Regions from separate parts of the Mus musculus genome. Here region 1 is linked to region 2. The links are chromatin loops, found by intact Hi-C in ENCODE. Cell type or tissue: heart. All regions are shown on one strand.

Region 1 (2,500 bases), 180 kb after region 2:
TTGACTGGTGAGAGGGTGGCTATAGACCGGGGGAGGTATGCCTGAGGACCTGAGTGCAGTAACTCTGGTCTTGCTGCCTTCCGGAGGGTGGCATTCGTTCATAGGTCTACTAGATTGAGCTTAGAATATGGTGTCTTCTACTGAGAGAATCTGGAAGGGGAAGAGGGTGAGCAAGAGAGTGACAAAGAGAGGAATGTGCATAAAAGAGTGACAAGAGAATGAGAGCTGCTTCTGACTGAGAGGATTGGGGAGGCTCTGAAAGGAGTGGGTAGAGGGCAACTATCCAGGCAGGAGATGGCCAACAGATTGATTGTATCATGAGATTGCAAACTGTGTTCTGAATAAAGGAAATGTCTTCATGTCAGGAAGCTACCTACCACAATGCCTGTGGAAGAGGGTGGGAGCTTGCTGACTAAAGCAATGCAATGTGGAAGTGGTACAAGACACTGAGGCTGGGGGTGGAGCCTAATGGGAGGCAAAAGAAATGTGTCTATCAAATGGTCGAGGCCTCTACACCTTGGATGAGGTAGAAAAGATCATGTCTGTAACAAAGAAAAGGGATCCCATTGCTCTTATGAGAAGCCAGTGTGGCTGGACTCTTGGCTGAGCTGAGTCCTGGTGAGTAGGCAGAGGCAGACACACTGGGTTCCAGTGAGTAAATGGTTCTGCTTTTCTCTCAGGTACCAGCATCTGCAGATCAACAAGAAGATGACCAATGAGGTAGCCATCTTGCAGCACTTGCCTGAGCGGCTGCGGGCAGAGGTCGCTGTATCCGTACACCTGTCTACCCTGAGCCGAGTACAGATCTTCCAGAACTGTGAAGCCAGCCTGCTGGAAGAGCTGGTGCTAAAGCTCCAGCCCCAGACCTACTCACCAGGCGAATACGTATGCCGCAAAGGGGACATTGGCCGAGAGATGTACATCATCCGCGAGGGCCAGCTGGCTGTGGTGGCAGATGACGGTGTCACACAGTATGCTGTGCTTGGTGCAGGGCTCTACTTTGGGGAGATTAGCATCATCAACATCAAAGGTGAGTCTCCAAGGAAACTGGTAGGGACAGGGTGGCAGAACCCCGGGACAGGATGGTACTTTGGGGCATGTAGATTTAGGAGATCTGGCCCTTGTCTGAGTTGCTACAGGGCTCAGGAGAGAAGCAAGATGTGGGTTATCTGTTGCCTGGGAAGAAGCAGTTGAGCTAAGGTCAGTGGGTGGGAAGGATCCTTAAAAAAACAGAGCTTTCATGTTCCCCATGTGCTGGAAGTGCCAGCAGACCAGCTAAACATTACTGTACCAGCCATGTTGTTATATAACTACCCATTGGTCATCTATCAAGGAAGGTTGCTGATAAGCACAGAGCTTGGTCACTAGCACTTTACTAGATGAAAAAAACAAGTCAGGAAAAGTGGCTTGGCTCAGAAGCACCAATGTGGAGGTTACATCCTGGTTCAGGAGTGAAATGTGACCTTCCTGTCTTCTACCAACTGCTCTCCACCCACCCACCCCCTCATGTGTCTGCCCTTGGACCACAGGGAACATGTCTGGAAACCGACGAACAGCTAACATCAAGAGCCTGGGCTATTCAGACCTCTTCTGCCTCAGCAAGGAGGATCTACGGGAGGTGCTGAGTGAGTACCCACAGGCCCAGGCAGTCATGGAGGAGAAGGGCCGTGAAATCTTGCTCAAAATGAATAAATTGGATGTGAATGCTGAGGCAGCTGAGATCGCCCTCCAGGAGGCCACAGAGTCTCGGCTGAAAGGCCTCGACCAGCAGCTTGATGACCTACAGACCAAGTTTGCTCGCCTCCTGGCTGAGCTGGAGTCCAGCGCACTGAAGATAGCTTACCGCATTGAAAGGCTGGAGTGGCAGACTCGAGAGTGGCCGATGCCAGACGACATGGGTGAGGCTGATGATGAGGCTGAGCCTGGAGAAGGAACGTCCAAGGATGGAGAGGAAAAAGCTGGCCAGGAGGGACCCTCAGGCCTAGAATGACCCCATTCTCACCCTAGGACTCCCAGCTCAAGTAATTCCAGAGTGGTAGGAAAGTCTGCCTGCAGGAATTGTCATCCTATTTGCTAGGTCACAGAAACTTAGGTAAATTGGCCTAGAGATGCCTAGCTATGGATGTGGGTCATAGCATACATGTCCCATACTCACCAGCAGCACACACACATGCACACACTCAGGCTCAGGCGCAAGACTGAGTTCCACATAAAATGTTCCTGTCTTCTGCTCCCAGTGCATCCTCATAAACATACCTATGACTTATGCTCACCCTGTGATCACAGAGAACAATTTAATGCACTGGGACTGCTGGGGTGACCTTTGTACATTTAAAGGAGGTCGCTGGTATAGGAGGACAAGGACAGTGTGAAGCTACAGGGAAAGAAGGCAGTTAAAATTTCTAAACTACTAGATCACTGCTTCAGCTGCTTCCAGGCATGGCCAGACTTCAGGTCTGAGCTGGGCCAGGTAGTATTTTAAAATGAACGTGATGTGTAA
Region 2 (2,500 bases):
ATATTTGTCCCCTATCTGATTTAGGATAGGTAAAGATCCTTTCCCAATCTGTTGGTGGTCTTTTTGTCTTATTGACGGTGTCTTTTGCCTTGCAGAAGCTTTGCTGTTTCATGAGGTCCCATTTGTCAATTCTCGATCTTACAGCACAAGCCATTGCTGTTCTATTCAGAAATTTTTCCCCTGTGCCCATATCTTCAAGGCTTTTCCCCACTTTCTCCTCTATAAGTTTCAGTGTCTCTGGTTTTATGTGAAGTTCCTTGATCCACTTAGATTTGACCTTAGTACAAGGAGATAGGAATGGATCGATTTGCATTCTTCTACATGATAACAACCAGTTGTGCCAGCACCATTTGTTGAACAAAACACCCATGGAAGGAGTTACAGAGACAAAGTTTGGAGCTGTGGCGAAAGGATGGGCCATCTAGAGACTGCCATATCCAGGGATCCACCCCATAATCAGCTTCCAAATGCTGACACCATTGCATACACTAGCAAGATTTTGCTGAAAGGACCCAGATATAGCTGTCTCATGTGAGACTATGCCGGGGCCTAGCAAACACAGAAGTGGATGCTCACAGTCAGCTATTGGATGGATCACAGGGCTCCCAATGGAGGAGCTAGAGAAAGTACCCAAGGAGCTAAAGGAATCTGCAACCCTATAGGTGGAACAACATTATGAACTAACCAGTACCCCGGAGCTCTTGACTCTAGCTGCATACGTATCAAAAGATGGCCTAGTTGGCCATCACTGGAAAGAGAGGCCCATTGGACACACAAACTTTATATGCCCCAGTACAGGGGAACGCCAGGGCCAAAAAATTGGGAATGGGTAGGTAGGGAAGTGGGGGGGAGGGCATGGGGGACTTTTGGGATAGCATTGGAAATGTAATTGAGGAAAATACATAATAAAAAAATATTAAAAATTTTTTTAAAAATTGTTTGCTTCAGCAGATAACAACTGACACTTTCTTTTATACACACACACACATATATATATATCAGCTTTAATTAAAAGCAAACAAAATAAAAATTAAAAAAAATAACAAAATCTTTTAAAATAAAAATATTAATAACAAAAAATGTCTTTTGTCTTTCTGTTTAATAAAATCATTAACTGATTCTGAACTTGTTTTCTGTGACAGATTTCAAGGTCCAGGTGCATCTGTGTGTGACCCACCTTGCTCTGAGAAGACCCCCACAGCTTCTGTGCTCAACCAATGGAATTGCATGCCCAGCTGCTCATAACAAGATGGCTTCACAGAGCTGCCAGAGAGGTCCCCAAGGTGCCAAGCTGTACTGCTCTCTGCTTTTTTTTTTTTTTTTTTTTTTTTTTTTTTTTTTGCAGTCCTGGCTCTTTACCACAAGGCAGCAGCCTAGTACCACCCAAGAAGTGTGGAGGGCTGAGCAAGCCACTCCAATCCAGCTTAGAGGTCTCATGGATGGCAGAGTGACTGGCTGGCTTGTGAAGTTTATTATTGTTGTGTCTGTGGTGCCTGCCCTCAGCAGGTAGGATGCAGATGGAATGAGAAGGAAGAGGGAGAGGCTGTAGCTCTTGCCATCCCTGGTGGGTTCTGATGGATTCCCATTTACTATGGTTGTGGCTCCTTCACCCTGCCTGCACTGAGTGCTCTTGTACATAGAACAGAATACTGAGTGATTGTGCAGTCAGGCTTTAAAGACCTACAGTGTGCCATTTGCCTTGATTGTAGACATTTTGGTGCCTTGCCACTTTACCCATGATGTGGGAACTAGGGGGAAAGTTAGAAAAAGCCTACCTTCATGTCATCTAGACATTTGTACTAATGTTTTTGCAGAGGCAGGAGGGACAGTTTTCATCTCATGGGGACATTCAAAGGGACTTAGTTTTATAGCCTGAGAATCTAAGTTAAAATTCTGGCTGTTTTAGCTCTAGGATAGCTTTTTGTTCTGTCATCATGGCAGACAGAGCTCTCTCTTGTAGCTTACACCCCTTATCACACCACCAAACATGTTCATGGACTGAAAATGTAACATTCTGATAATATGCCCAAGTTGTTCTAAAGACACATAGATGAGAACCTAGCAGACTTCTTTGTACAAATTGATAAGTTAGGGCTGCTGAGGTGACTTGACAAATTAAACCTGATGACCTGAGATTGGTCCCTGGAGCCAAAATGGTTTAAGGAAAGATCTTATTTCCACAAGAGTCCCCTGCTTCTACAGAGATGCTGCAGGCCCATATGTGTGCTCTCTCTTGTTCTCTCTCTCTCTCTCTCTCTCTCTCTCTCTCTCTCTCTCTCTCACACACACACACACACACACACACCCCTTCCAAACACTAACATACTCAATAAATGTAAAATTGTAGTTAAGTATTTCACTATCTGATTGTAAAATGTGCACATAGGCCCCTAACAGCCAAAGCAATTGTCTAAAGAAAGGACAGTGCTAGTCGATCTATCTAGGGTAATGAGGTAAGAGCTTTTCTGAGCTGTTCAAGGCTATATAACAAAAGCTATTT

Evidence for each region. A loop is a pair of places that touch in the nucleus more often than their neighbours do. Peaks named below come from ENCODE experiments on the same cell type or tissue, not always from the same donor. Only the 100,000 strongest peaks of a DNase experiment are listed, where the experiment ranks them.
Region 1: it touches region 2 in a loop (3-fold over the local background); 2 of 42 quality-filtered maps call a loop at or near these places.

The regions. Positions count from the first base shown.
Region 1 is chr7:105,406,121-105,408,620 of GRCm38, forward strand. It overlaps Cnga4 (cyclic nucleotide gated channel alpha 4), which reads left to right. Exons shown (of 6, transcript NM_001033317.3): 4 at 1-7; 5 at 681-1,030; 6 at 1,530-2,500. The coding sequence ends at 1,990. Among named protein-coding and RNA genes, the nearest start is that of Cnga4, 2.8 kb to the left of the region's middle. In heart, no CTCF peak of the experiment used is centred here; no DNase peak of the experiment used is centred here.
Region 2 is chr7:105,224,906-105,227,405 of GRCm38, forward strand. No RefSeq gene overlaps it. Among named protein-coding and RNA genes, the nearest start is that of Olfr687, 1.6 kb to the right of the region's middle. In heart, a CTCF peak has its summit at 1,373; no DNase peak of the experiment used is centred here.